2 separate regions of the Mus musculus genome follow, and region 2 is linked to region 1. Evidence: chromatin contacts called from ENCODE Hi-C or POLR2A ChIA-PET data. All regions are on one chromosome and are shown on one strand. The core of a region is the stretch at or near the end of the contact, and the rest is flanking DNA. Distances in the headings are between cores, read along the strand shown.

What was found. A loop is a pair of places that touch in the nucleus more often than their neighbours do. ChIA-PET counts read pairs that join two places held with the same protein, here RNA polymerase II (POLR2A).
Region 2: a map of gastrocnemius shows a loop between it and region 1 (5-fold over the local background). The contact joins the promoter of Leprotl1 here to the promoter of Dctn6 in region 1. A Hi-C loop is called at or near these places in 10 of 37 maps with a recorded cell type or tissue (T-helper 17 cell, gastrocnemius, heart and 3 more). POLR2A ChIA-PET finds 5 or more read pairs at or near these places in 2 of 5 experiments (Patski and embryonic stem cell).

Annotation. Positions count from the first base shown.
Region 1 is chr8:34,107,180-34,110,363 of GRCm38, forward strand. Dctn6 (dynactin 6) reads right to left here and starts at 1,533. Exons shown (of 7, transcript NM_011722.4): 1 at 1,240-1,533. The coding sequence starts at 1,262. It also overlaps a transcript of Mboat4 not described here.
Region 2 is chr8:34,144,979-34,148,162 of GRCm38, forward strand. It overlaps Leprotl1 (leptin receptor overlapping transcript-like 1), which reads right to left and starts at 1,761. Exons shown (of 4, transcript NM_026609.2): 1 at 1,707-1,761. The coding sequence starts at 1,722.

The DNA of each region.
Region 1 (3,184 bases), core at 283-2,782:
GATTCATGGAAAAATAGCAAGTCAGTGGTAAGAATGTTTAATGTATTATGAACTTCTTAAGTGGCACACAGCCTATTAGGCCAAAATCACATATACTTTTAAATGCTTAACAAAACAGCTTTGGATTTTATTTCTTAACAGTATTCTAACTGTTCTGTCTTGCTTTCTGTCGCTGTGATAAAGACCATGACCAAATGCAGCGTGGGGAGGAGACGGTTTATTCGCCTTACACTTCCTGCTCACCATGCCCAGGGAGCTCAGGGCAGGAACTATGACTGCTTACTGGCCCACTTGCTAAGTAGCTTTCTTAAATGGCCCAGGCCTACCCGACTGGAGATGGCTCTGCCCACAGTGGGATGGGCCTTCCCATCTCAATCACAGATCAAGACACTCACCCCGACATGGACGATCCTTCAATTGAGGTTCCCTCTTCCCAGATGACTCTAAGTTGTTTCAAGCTGACAGTTAGAACTCATCAGGACACTAACCCTAGAATTTCTACAGACCATCAAATGATAATGCATACCACAAAGTTCTTAGAGCAAAGTTTATTCCTGGGGCGTCACTGTTCTGACACCAGTATTCTCGATTCTGAGCCGAAAGTTGCCCAGAAACACCCTGTCTCTCTAGATCTTTGTCCTGTGATAACTGAATGCTTGCTTCCGGGGCGATCCACGCCCTCTTCTGGCTTGAGAGACAACATTCACACGCACACACCTTAACACCGATACATGCATATACATACAGCTGTATATGTATATGTATATCTCAAGACATTAATCCCAGGACAAAGGAGGCAACGGCAAATGAATCCCTATGCTTTTCTGTTATCCATGCGGTCTCTTTCCACCAACGGCTCTCACTGGTGAAGACTGTGACAGGAAAAGCCATAGTTGCCGGCCCTGGGCTCTCAGGCACTGACATAAGGATGACAGCATCAGTGTCTTCTTCCAGGCCTCCCTCTTCCTGATCAGAGGCAGGGCCGACGGTGCAGCCACCGCTGAGCAGCCTTCTCGCCCGCACAACCTCCCTCAGCCTCCCTGAGTCCCCCACGCAGCCCCAATGGAGTCTGCGCAGGCGTGCTGGGATGGGTGGGGGTCACGGAACAAACCCTCTCCGCCCCCACACCCCACGGACGCCAGGTATGGGATTATGGAGCCATCCACCTATACACCGTCTCAGTGCCCCCACGCCGCGACCAGAAACGGGTTCTGCCCCTGCGGAGGTGTTAACACGTACCTCTTTTGCGTCTTCTCCGCCATCGTCAAGCCCGGGTCTCAGGAAGAGCTGAGATCGATTTTTGCAGCCTGGCTAGAGCGATGATCTCTGCATGGGATTGCAGAGCCTGGCACGGCCTGGGAGAGGCGGGGCCTGAGAGACCCGCCTTCTGCTTTCCAGGTTCGCGCTTGCGTGCTGAGGATGGTTTGCTTTTCGGGGTTGGCTTGGCTTGCTTCGCTTCTGCCTCCTGGAAAGTCGTTTTTTCCACTTGACAGTGTTTACCAAGTCTATCCTAACCCCATCAGCCCTGATCCTTATCGTTAAGTTCACTCTACGTTTAACTTCCTCCCTAAGCCTGTCAAAATCTCTTTTGAACATCAAATCCAGTTTTTAAACGTCTCTTTACAAGCGCGCGCGTGCGCGCGTATGCGTGTGTATGTGTGTGTGCTTGGCTCTTCTGAGGCTTTGTCATCTCACGCTATTAAACTTTGAAGAAACCAAGCTGTCTTTCCATCTCCCAACTACTGCTACGTAGGACCCAGGTGGCATAATAAGGATTCATTCTGAGAAGCAAAACCAGCAGGAGATATGAATTACGAGGGTTTTGTTAGGAATTAGTTAGGGATCTGCTGTGCAAGTTCGAAACCCGTAGATCAAGCTGGGACTTTTTCATTTGGAAGGCCAAGCTGCTACCCACAGGTGGAATTTCTTCTTTTCAGGGGGGAAGTTTCAGTGTTGCTCTGAACCCTTTAAACTGATTGAATCTGGCCCACTCCTGGTTATCCGGGACAATCTGTTTCTTAATTAAGCAATTTCTAGTCACACCAAGAAATATCTTAAAGGGGGTGTGTTGGGGCTGTTGGCTCAGTTGGTACAGTGCTTGCTTAGCATGCATGAAGTCCAGAGTTCATTCCAGAGAGTCACACGAAACTGGCCATGGCAGAACCCACCCATAAACCCAGCCCAGGAAGGATCACAAATTCAAGGTCACCCTTGGTTACTCAGAGTTATGGCTCCTGCCATTTTCCTGGTTTTTATAGTGGTTGTTGTATTGTTTTAACAGTTTTTCTAGTGTGGTTTATTCTTTTTTATGATTTCTCAGAGGGACTTGTTTCTCTCTTCAATCTGAAAGATTCCTTCAGGTCTTCTGTAGACCTGGCTTAGTGGTAATGTGTTCTTTGAGTCTGGTTTTGTTTGTTTGTTTGTTTGTTTGTTTTTGGTTTTTGAGACAGGGTTTCTCTGTATAGCCCTGGCTATCCTGGAACTAACTCTGTAGACCAGGCTGGTCTCGAACTCAGAAATCTACCTGTCTCTGCCTCCGGAGTGCTGGGATCAAAGGCGTGCGCCACCACTGCCCAGCTTTGAGTCTGTTTTTGCAGTAGAAAGTGTTTATTTTTCCTTTAGCTAGAACACGTAGGTTTAGTGGGTGCAGTACCAGAGTACTTTCAGACTTTGAAATACATCATTGTGAGCTCTTGCAAGACGTTTAAAGTTTCAGCTGAACAGCCTACCTTCATTCAGAGGGACACACCTGTTCAGGTGATGTGGTGTGGTGATGCTCTCTTGCACTTTAAATACACTTTTTTTTTTCTTTTATGGTCCTCCATGTTAGTGTTTTAAATACAGTATGACAGGGGAGGTTCTTTTCTGGTCTTCCTGTCTAGTGCTTCCTGTATCTACTTCCTCAATCTCCCTAAACCTGTGGGGGCCTTTCCTGTCACAATTCTTTTGAAACTGTGTTCTAAGCCTTTAGGATAAGATTCTTCACTTCATATGTCTGTAGCCCACAGAGTTTGTCTTAGACTTTAGAGTAGATCTTGGAACTCCCATTTATACTTTTTTTTTTCTTTTCTTCTTATTTTTTAAAAGGTTTATTTATTTTATGTATGCGAGTATATTGTCACTCTCTTCAGACACACCAGAAGAGGGCATCAGATCTCATTACAGATGGTTGGGAGCCACTATG
Region 2 (3,184 bases), core at 511-3,010, 38 kb after region 1:
TCTCTCCAGCCCATAAAATTACCGATGCATTTATTTATACAAGATCCAATTCCTTTCAAGTACTCACATATGAAAAAACAAGCCCTGTAGAAGTGTTTGGGGAATGGAGATACCCTAGGGTCATATTTCCATGCATTCGATACTCAGTATTTAAAAGACGTTCAAAGCCATCTGCATGTGACATCTCATCTCTTAAGTCATCACAGATAAAAGCTGACACACGTAAACAAACTGCTCCACAATGCTCCCCAAACCAGTAACGTCTCTCCAGTCTTATGACACTGGCAGCTAGGTGGCTTATTTTATATCAACGGTGTCTTAAGTGACACACCAGTAAGGTAAGGATTCATACAGTAATTGACTGATGCAACACTCGGAAAATGAAACAGAGAGGAGTGTGGTTTCTACTTCCAAAGCCTCTGGGCCAGGGATGGAACAGCCCAATTACCTAGCAAAAATTCTCTAAAGATGGACTACAAAGACAGAGGTGAAGGGGTCAAGTTCCCCGGCCTGGGAGTTAGCAGAAAATATAATGTATCACAGAGTAGCAGGCAACTGGCTCAAGAAATATGTAATGGTCTTTACAGCAATACTCCTTACTTAAGGGCAATCTAAAGGCCAACAGGAAGAAATATCTTGATAAGCAACCTGTAACTTTAAAAGGCACTGAAATCTTTAAAAAGTAAAATTACCCCCCCCCCCAGTCACTGTCACCAGGATTAACATTATCCAGATTTGGAGAACCATAAAAACTGTTTTCTTTTTTTAAAGAGTCCCTCATTAATGACACCGCAGGTGGGTAGAGAAACGCAGGCAACATCCTAAAAAGAACAGCACTTTACAGTAACTTCCATCCACGTTAGAACTTGAAAGGGTCTATTATAGCTCAAAAAGAGATCCGAAAGTGTCCTAGTTGCTCAGATGACAAGGTTCTATACGAGAAATAACATCTTTTTTTTTTTTAGGCACCGAAAATAAACAAGACACCAGAAAAAACGTGAACCAGGGAAAAAGCTCAGCCAAAGTCGCCCTTACCAGCGAGGTGGAAGCACCACTATCCAACTGTTTTTACTTCCAACTAGGTTATCTCTTCTACAAAGCAGGTCAGGAAATCAAAGTGATCCGCTGATAAGTAAATACAAAACTTTGCTTCTAACCCCAGGGGCAAGACTACTACTGAGCCAAGTTCCCTGTCTTCAAAGAATGCAACATCCCGTTCTCTCTGAAGAAAACACACCAATAGACAAGTAACCTTTCATCAAGGTGTTCGTTACCTTTCTTCTTAAAAAAAAAAAAAAATCACAACTACAAAGTGTCAACGTGCACTTGTGGGGGAAAGGAAGCCAGGAGCACTCTGGGTTAGCATCCGGGCTCTACTGCACCTTAAAAACACCAAAGATGCATTCGATTTAAGAGGCAGGGAAAGCCTGTGCACCGCGATCCCGGGAGCGGATGCAGAGCCCGGGTTTGGGAGACGGGCGCGTTCGTGCCTCGGGTGGGAAACCACACTGGTTTGCCGTGCCGGGCATTCCTCCCGATCGCAGCCCTCAATGTCTCTGGGTGCAAACTCGCGCAGACCGCGTCGGTGGCCGGGTTGCCCCGTTCTGGTCCAGGGGCGGAGCGCCACCGCCGGAGGAGCCCGGCTGGGTCGTCCCCACGCCGCCCCGCCCCATCCCTACGGCCCCGGCCCCGCGGCCCAGGCCCACCTTTGATGCCCGCCATGGCGGTGACGTCGCTCCTGGCTCCACGACCCGGGCGGTGGCCGGGAGACCCGAGACGCGCGGCGGCGGCGGCGGCCAGACAACACCCGGAAGTGCACCCCGCTGCACTTCCGCCGGCGGCTCGCGCGGGGGCGTGGGGGCGCGCGAGGCCGGGCCGGGCCGGGCCGGCGTCCTTCCTTCCGCGGCTGAGGGGGGCCAGCTGGGGACGTGCGGGGCAGCTCCGGCCCGGAGTCCCCGCGGTCTCGAGAAGAGAGCGTGCGGAGCTCGTGAAGATGCGGGCGATGTCTTTGCGGGATCGCCTCACTTTCTGCCCCGCGAGCCCATTTCTCCTCCCACCACCCAGTCTGTGACACGTGAGATGGGTGGTCTCTGCTTCTCTCCTTGGGTTCCTAACACAGATCCCATGAGGTCCCCTCCACCCCCGCAGGGAGTCAACGAGTCATAATGTGAACATAAAGATGCTTCCTCTTGGGAGTCGGAGAGCTTTTCAGTCTTGGTGACAAAAAGGATGGGGAAGTGGGGGGGGGGGCGCCCCGCAGAGATCCTATATATTTATGTAAGCTTCCCACATAGCATATGCTGGGGAACCGGGTAGGCGTTGGGATGAACAAAACCAGGTGTAGTTTCTGCCCTCGGGTTGTTTGCAGACTAGAAAGAGAAAATACTCAAAAGAGAACAAAAGTGCGACGAAGATAATGGATAGCAAGAGGGATCCATCTGCACTCCAAAATATACCACTGGGGCGGCGGAAAGATGACTGTAGCTGAAATCAATTTTAAAAAAGAGAGAGACATAGAAGGGGAATTGGCTGCGCTCCTTTTCTGTACAAAATCAGACCGATTTAAGTTTCTCCTTGTAAAGGTAGCCGGAACTTCCTTTCCTGTGTTACATGAGAAGATATTTGCAACACAAAATTTCCCATGTGTAAATATTTTCATTTCTGAGGAAGAGACAGATGTCTCTGTAAGCAGCCGCAATTGGAGTTTGTAGAAATGTTACAGAAATAGCCTTTATCTCCCTTAGTTTTCCCCTGAAAGCCCAAATTTCTTCCATTTAGTTGCTTTCCCACAGCGTATTGCCTTTTGTTAAAATGCCTTATGGGCTCCCAGACCTAGCCGGTTGTGTTTTCCTTTATTCGGAACCTTGCTAAGCCTGTAAAATACAGCCTGTAAAATACACTCTCCCCTTTAATAGGCCTTACAGCTGCTAATATGTAGGTCTCCTCTGTTGAATCTAAGAAGGCAGAGACAACCTCTATCCTAGAAATATCTAGGAAATAGAAGACATGGGAAATAGTCCTTTGGTTTGATCTGACAGGACTCTTTTAATGGAAAGACAAAGTTGGGTTGTTTGTGTGTGTGTGTGTGTGTGTTGGGGGGCAGATGGAACATGCTCTTTGCTAATAAATGGAACGGGAATTTGGAAAGCTGGAGAGAGGAGAAGCCAATGGGTTGGTCACGGTT